2 separate regions of the Homo sapiens genome follow, and region 2 is linked to region 1. Evidence: read pairs that join two places in POLR2A ChIA-PET (ENCODE). Cell type or tissue: GM12878. All regions are shown on one strand.

Region 1 (4,000 bases):
AGATCCTTAAACAAGATAGAATATCTCATAAAAATCCAGAGCTAAGACTCATGCCTCTGGTATAGTAAATCTGCACTTTCCTGGAACCCAGGCTGCTTCTAGCTTTCTGCTCTACCAGCCCTGGAGTGTAGCCCTGGCTCTCATGGTCTAAGATGGCATTTCAGCCAACACATCCATATTACCTGTAGCAGGATGGCAGGAGTTGGAAGGGTCCAGCCCCTCTCTTCAGTAAACACACTCCAGAATGTTATACACGTCACTTCCTCATACTTCCCTCTGGCCAGACCTTAATCAAATGGCAAAATCTGGTTGCCAAGGTGGGCTAGGAAATGAAGTGGGCAGCCATGAGCCCAGCTAAAACGTGGAAGGAGGGGCTTTATACTGTAGAAAAGGGGAAGAATGGATATTAGGGGACACTAAGCAGTTTCTGCCACAGTTTGGGTATTTGTTGCTGTGATACATGTGGTTATAAGATTGTGGTCCAAGATGACTTCCAATGATCCCCACCTCCTGGTATTCACCTCCTTGTATATAGTCCCAGGAGTGGTCTGTGTGACCCAGAGAATACTGCAGAAGTGGAGGTGTGTTCCTCCTAAGATTAAGCTATAAAAGACCATGATTTCTGTCTTGGGCTCTCTTACTCTCCCTCTCTCTCACCGTTCACTCTAGGGGAAGTTATGTCATGAACAGTCCCATAGAAAGACCCATGCGGCAAAGAACTAAAACCTCCTGCCAATAGCCACATGAATTTAACAAGAGATCCTCCAGCCCCAGCTGAATCTCCAGAGATGGCAGCATCAGCTGGGCAGCATGACCTCAACTTTATGAGAAACTGAGCCAGAATCGCCCAGCAAAGCCACTCCAGGATCCCTGACCCTCAGCAAGTGTGTGATATAATCTTTGCTATTGTAAGCTGCTGAGTTTCGAGGTACCTTTTTGCTCAATAATATATAACTGTTGCAGTTGCCATTATGATGTTTTTTTTTTTTCAGATGGAATCTCGCTCTGTTGCCCAGGCTGGAGTGCAGTGGTGCGATCTTGGCTCACCGCAATCTCTGCCTCCCAAGTTCAAGTGATTCTCCTGCATCAGCCTCCTGAGTAACTGGGGTTACAGGCACGCACCACCACACCCAGCTAATCTTTGTATTTTTAGTAGAGATGGGGTTTCACCATGTTGGCCAGGCTGGTCTCGAACTCCTGGCCTCAAGTGATCCACCCACCTTGGCTTCCCAAAGTGCTGGGATTACAGGCGTGAGCCACCTTTCCTGGCCTGCCATTATGATTTTAATCTCTTTGTTATATTTTTTCTATGACAGCTTTATTGAGCTATAATTCATATATCATATACATTCACTCATTTAATGTGTACGATTCAATGGTTTTGGCATATCCACAGAGTTGTCCAGTCAACACCATAATCTAATTTTGGAACATTATAATCTCAAAAAGAAACCCTGTACCCATTAACCACCTCTCCCATCTCCCTACCCCCAGCCCTAGGCAACTCCTTCATATGAATTAAATCATACAATATGTGGCCTTTTGTGTCTGGCTTCTTTCTCTTAGCAAAATGTTTTCTGGTTTCATACATGTTGTAGTATGTATCAGTACTTAAGTTCTTTTTATTGCCAGAAAAACCTTCCATTGTATAGACATACCACATTTTTTTACCCATTCATCGGTTAATAGACATTTGGGTTGTTTTCACCTTTTAGCTATCATGAATAATACTGCTACTAATATTTGTAGACGGGTTTTTGTGTGAACATGTGTTTCATTTCTCCATAAGAATAGGATTGCTGGGTCATATGGTAACCCTGTTGAACATTTTAAGGAATTGCCACACTGTTTTCCAAAGTGGCTGCACCACATTCCCAGCAGCAATGCGTGAGGGTTCCCATTTCTCCACATCCTCACTAACACTTGCTATTGTCTGTCTTTTTTATTGTAGCCATCCTAGTGGGAGTGAGGTGGTGTTTCACAGTAGTTTTGACTTGCATTTCTATAATGATTATGTTGAGCATCTTTTTATGTGGTTATTTACCATTCATATAAATTCTTTTGGAAAATGTCTACTTAAATCCTCTACCCACTCTATAACTGAGTTATTTATCTTTTTACTGTTGAGTTGTAAGTGTTCTTTATATATTTTGGAAGCCTTGTCAATTCTGCAAATATTTTGTGCCATTCTGTGGGTTGTCTTTTCACGTTTTTGATGGTGTAACTATTTATTTGTTTTCATCTTCTTTTTTTTTTTTAAGAGATGGGGTCTCACTCTGTCACCCAGGTTGGAGTGCAGTGCAGTGGCACAATCATAGCTCACTGCAGCTTCAAACTCCCAGGTTCAAGTGATCCTCCTATCTCAGCTGTCCAACTAGCTATGACTGCAGGTGCATGCCATCATGCATGGCTAACTTGTAAATTTTTTGATAGAGATGGGGTCTTGCTATGTTGCCCAGGCTGGTCTTAAACTCCTAGGCTCAAGCAGCTCTCCAACCTCAGCTTAATGAGCTGCTAGAATTACAGGCATGAGCCACTGTGCCCTGCTTCTTTTCATTTTCTTATTTTATTTTATTTTTTGAGACAGGGTCTCTCACTCTGTCACCCAGGCAGGAATGCAGTGTTGTGATCTTGGCACACTGTAGCCTCGATCTCCAGGCCCAAGCAAGCCTCCCACCTCAGCCTCCCTAGTAGCTGGGACTACAAGTGCTGTCACTGCACCTGACTAATTTTTGTATTTTTTTGTGGAGATGGGGTTTGGCTATGTTGCCCAAGCTAGTCTTGAATTCCCAGACTGAAGCTATCCATCCATCTCGGCCTCCCAAAGGGCTGAGATTATAGGCATGAGCCACAGCACCCAGCCTTCTTTTTCTTATTGAGGTGAAATTCAGATAACATAAAATTAACCACCTTAAAGTATGCAATTAAATACATTCACAATGTTGTACAACCATCACTTTTATCTAGCTCAAAAACATTTTCATCACCCCCAAGGTAGACCTTGTGCCCATTCAGCAGTCATTCCCTGTCTCAGGCAGTTTGGATGCTATAACAAAAATAACATAGACTGGATGGCTTACACGGCAGAAATTTATTCCTCACGGTGCTGAAGGCTGGGAATTCCAAGATCAGGGTGCCAGTGCATTCTGTGTCTGGTGAGGGCCTTCTTCCTGGCTTGCAGACGGCCTTGTCTTCTCTTCTTTCTCTTTCTCTTCTTACGAGGACACTAGTCTCATCATGGTAGCCCCACACTCAAGATAGCGTTTCAGCTCACTACAACCTCCGCCTCCTGTGTTCAAGCCATTCTCCTGCCTCAGCCTCCTGAGTAGCTGGTATTACAGGCGCCTGCCACCACGCCCGGCTAATTTTTTGTGTTTTTAGTAGAGACGGGGTTTCACCATGTTGTTCAGGCTGGTCTCAAACGCCTGACCTCAAGTGAGCTGCCCTCCTTGGCCTCCCAAAGTGCTGGGGTTACAGGTGTGAGCCACCTTGCCCAGCCAGAGAGTGAAACATCTTTTTAATAATTTTGCTGAAAAGGGCATTTGCCACAGACTTGGCTCGGTTTCTTGGGTTACCCTCTGCCTTTTTGCCCTTGATAACTCACAGAAGATAAAACTCTGCTATTCTAGTTTGAAAGATACCGGAATGGAATTCCTATCCGGCCTGCAGCTGATGATGGTTATTTTTATTTTATTTAATGTTTTATGTTAACTGCAGAAATTCTATTTAGAAACGAAGCTGAAAATATAAGTTCTAAGACAAAAGGTAATGGTTTCAGTCTAGGCAGAAACAGAAATCATTCAAGGATACCATATCCTCAAATTATTGTTTCAGTAGCTTATGGTTGATGTTTTAAGTCTAGGCATTAATAATGTATCATATCCACACATGTTTTATTTTCTGGCTGGAGCTGTTTATAGGAGTGAGAGGCCGACAACTTGATCCTGTTCAAATTCAAATTTTAGTGTTCATAAAAAAAGTTTTATTGGAACACAGCCAC
Region 2 (4,000 bases), 780 kb before region 1:
TAAAATTATTTGTATTAAAAAAAAAAAAAAAAAAGAGGCCGGGCTTGGTTGCTCACGCCTGTAATCCCAGCACTTTGGGAGGCCAAGGCGGGCGGATCACAAGGTCAAGAGATCAAGACCATCCTGGCTAAAATGGTGAAACCCCGTCTCTACTAAAAATACAAAAAATTAGCCGGACGCGGTGGCGGGCGCCTGTAGTCCCAGCTACTCAGGAGGCTGAGGCAGGAGAATGGCGAGAACCCAGCAGGCAGAGCTTGCAGTGAGCCGAGATTGCGCCACTGCACTCCAGCCTGGGCGACAGAGCAAGATTCCATCTCAAAAAACAAAAAAAAAGAAAGTAAGTCAGTATTTCTAAAATATAATGAAGACTTCCCTAGAGAATCGTGTTATAATGTTTGCACTCCAGCCTGGGCGACAGGAAAAAAAAAAAAAAAGAAACACAGTGTTTCTAAAATATAATGAAGACTCTCCTAGAGAATCGTGTTATAATGTTTGAGTTACTGTAATAGACAGAATAATGACCCCCAAAGATGTTAATGTCCCACTCTCTAGAATTTATATTCTATCTTACATGGCAAAGAGATTTTTGTAGATGTGATTAAGGTTATGGAATCTGGTATGAGAGGTTAGCCTGTATTGCCTGAGTGGGCTCCATCAAATCACATGAGTCCTTCCCATGTTATACACCCTCTGGTTCAAAAACAAGTCTGTAATACCAAAAAGAAGCCAGCCCAGGTAGACCACCCAACCCCCATCCCTGAGAATTACTCACTTAATGAATTCCTCTTTACACTGCTGTAGCATCTCACATGTCTGCTGGATCTCTTCCTCACTCAAAAGCACCAACATCCCAATAGTTAGATGAAGCTTTTTAGGATTCTGGAAAATGCTGCTGTCAACCCCATGATCCTGTTATCAAAGAGAGAAAAACAAGAAACTCAGCCCATACAAAGGCAAATGGCAAGAATAAAATTGAGTCCCCAAAAATAAACCCACACACCTACAGCCAAGTGATTTTCCACAAGGTGCCAAGACCATTCAATAGAGAAAGTCTCCTCAATAAATGATGCTAGAACAATAGAATACCCACATGCAAAAGAATAAAGATAGACTACTACCTCCTACCATATAAAAAAATTAACAAAATAGATCATGACCTGGAATTCAGCAATGGATTCTCAGATATGACACCAAAAACATGGACGACAAAAGAAAAAAATAAACTGGATTTCACCAAATTAAAAAACTTTTGTGCATCAAAGAACACTATCAGGAAAGTGAAAAGAAGCCTACAGAATGGCAGAAATATTTGCAAGTAATTTACCTGATAAGGGTCTAGTATCCGGAATATATAAAGAACTCTTCCAATTCAACAACGAAAAGAAATCTAATATTTTTATTTTTTAATTATTTATTTATTTTTGAGACAGAATCTCGCTCTGTTGCCCAGGCTGGAGGGCAATGGCGTGATCTTGGCTCACTGCAAGCTCTGCCTCCTGAGTTCATGCCATTCTCCTGCCTCCGCCTCCCAAGTAGCTGGGACTACAGGCGCCCGCCACCACGCCCGGCTAATTTTTTTGTATTTTTAGTAGAGAACAGGGTTCACCATTTTAGCCAGGATGGTCTCAATCTCCTGACCTCATGATCCGCCCGCCTCAGCCTCCCAAAGTGTTGGGATTACAAGAGTGAGCCACCGCGCCTGGCCCAATTTTTTTATTTTTTAAGAGACTGGGTCTTGCTGTCACCCAGGCTGGACTGCAGTGGTGCAGTCACAGCTCACTGTAACCTCAAACTCCTGGGCTCAAGCGATCCTCCTGCCTCAGCCTCCTGCATAGCTGGGATTATGGGTGTGAGCCACAGAACCCAGTAGAACCCAATTTTAAAATGGGAAAAGGGACCAGGCACAGTGGCTCACGCCTGTAATCCCAACATTTTGGGAGGCTGAGGCGGGTGGATCACTTGAGATCAGGAGTTCAAGACCAGCCTGACCAACATGGTGAAACCCCATCTCTACCAAAAATACAAAAATTAGCTGGGTGTGGTGGCAGGCGCCTGTAATCCCACATACTCGGGAGGCTGACACAGGAGAATCGCTTAAACCTGGGAGGCAGAGGTTGCAGTGAGCCAAGATCACGCCATTGCACTCCAGCCTGGGTGACAAAGTGAGACTCTGTCTCAAAAAAAAAGGAAAAGGACTGGAATAGACTTTTCTCCAAGGCAGAAATACAAATGGCTAACAAGCAGAACTGGCTAACAAGCACATGAACATCATTAGTCACTTAGGGAAATGCAAATCAAAACCACTATGAGGTACCATTTCACACCCACTAAAAATCAAAATAATGGAAAATGACAAGTGCTGGCGAGGATGTGTAGAAATTGGAACCCTCATACATTGTTGCTAGGAAGGTAAAATGACTCAGCCTCTGTGAAAAAGAGTTTGGCAGTTCCTCAAAAAGTTAAACATAGAATTACCACATGACCCAGCAATTCTACTCCTAGGTATATGCCCAAGAGAACTGAAAAAGGGACTCAAATACATGTACATGCATGTTTCCAGAAGCACTACTCACAACAGCCAAAAGATGGAAATAACCCAAATGTATATCAACAGATGAATGGATAAACAAACCGTAGTATATACACACAGTGGAATATTATTCAGCCTCAAAAAGGAATGAAATTCTGGCTGGCCGCGGTGGCTCATGCCTGTAATCCCAGCACTTTGGGAGGCCGAGGCAGGCAGATCACCTGAGGTCAGGAGTTCGAGACCAGACTGACCAACATGGCAAAACCCTGTCTCTACTAAAAATACAAAAATTAGCCGGGTGTGGTGGTGTGTGCCTGTAATCCCAGCTACTACGGAGGCTGAGGCAGGAGAATTGCTTGAACCTGGGAGGAAAAGGTTGCAGTGAGCCGAGATCGCACCACTGCACTCCAGCCTAGGAGACAGAGTGAGACTCACTCTGTCTCCAAAAAAAAATTTTGGCTCTGGGAAGCACAAAAAGTAAATATACCTCATGAATCCCTAAAATTGAGGTGAAATTCACATAATATAAAATTAACCATTTTAAAGTGTACAATACAGCAGTATTTATATTTAGTGTATTCAATGTTGTGCAACCACCAGCATTCTTTAGTAGCAAAACTTTATCATCTGATAAAAGCATTCCATATCCATTTATTTATTTACTTTATATTTATTTTTATTTTTTGTGATGGAGTCTTGCTCTGTCATCCAGGCTAGAGTGCAATGATGCGATCTTGGCTCGCTACAACTTTTGCCTCCCGGGTTCAAGCAATTCTCCTGCCTCAGCCTCCTGAGTAGCTGGGATTACAGGTGCCTGCCACCACTCCTGGCTAATTTTTTGATTTTTTGTAGACAGGGTTTTTACCATGTTGGACAGGCTGATCTCCAATTCCTGACCTCAGGTGATCCGCCCATCTCAGCCTCCCAAAGTGCTGGGATTACATGCATGAGCCACCATGACCAGCCCTCATACCCATTTAAATAAATAATCACTCCTCTTTCTCCATGCCCCATCCCCTAGTGACCTCTAGTTTGCTTTTTGTCTCTTTGGATTTATCTATTCTGGATATATTATATAGAAAGGATCATACAATATAAGACCTCTGTGACCAGCTTCTTTCATTTACCATGATGTTTTCAAGGTTCATCCAAGCTGTAGCATTATCACTCCTTCACTCCTTTTTAGAGTTAAATAATATTTTAGTGTATGTATGTATCAAAATGTGTTTATTAATTCATCTATTGAAGATTTGGGTTTTTTGCACCTTTGCTATTAGGAATAATGCTGCTATAAACATTTGTGTACAAATTTCTGTGTTAACATATGTTTTCAGTTATTTAGGGTATATACCCAGGAGGAGAACTGCTGGGTCACATGGCAATTCTATGTTTAACTTTTGAGAAACCACCAAACCATTCTCTACATTGGCTGAACTAACAAACATTCCCAGCAGCAATGTATGAAGGCTC

What was found. ChIA-PET counts read pairs that join two places held together with the same protein. Peaks named below come from ENCODE experiments on the same cell type or tissue, not always from the same donor. Only the 100,000 strongest peaks of a DNase experiment are listed, where the experiment ranks them.
Region 2: POLR2A ChIA-PET joins it to region 1 with 7 read pairs; 2 of 35 experiments call an interaction of 5 or more read pairs at or near these places.

What each region holds. Positions count from the first base shown.
Region 1 is chr10:72,944,677-72,948,676 of GRCh38, forward strand. All of the region lies in intron 1 of PLA2G12B (phospholipase A2 group XIIB), which reads right to left. It overlaps LOC124902451 (a long non-coding RNA gene), which reads left to right. Exons shown (of 3, transcript XR_007062191.1): 2 at 670-908; 3 at 993-1,032. Among named protein-coding and RNA genes, the nearest start is that of PLA2G12B, 8.1 kb to the right of the region's middle. In GM12878, no CTCF peak of the experiment used is centred here; no DNase peak of the experiment used is centred here.
Region 2 is chr10:72,160,766-72,164,765 of GRCh38, forward strand. ASCC1 (activating signal cointegrator 1 complex subunit 1) reads right to left here. Exons shown (of 10, transcript NM_001198800.3): 6 at 773-909. Among named protein-coding and RNA genes, the nearest start is that of ANAPC16, 53 kb to the right of the region's middle. In GM12878, no CTCF peak of the experiment used is centred here; DNase peaks (open chromatin) are centred at 2,366 and 3,931; H3K27ac peaks cover 1,807 bases.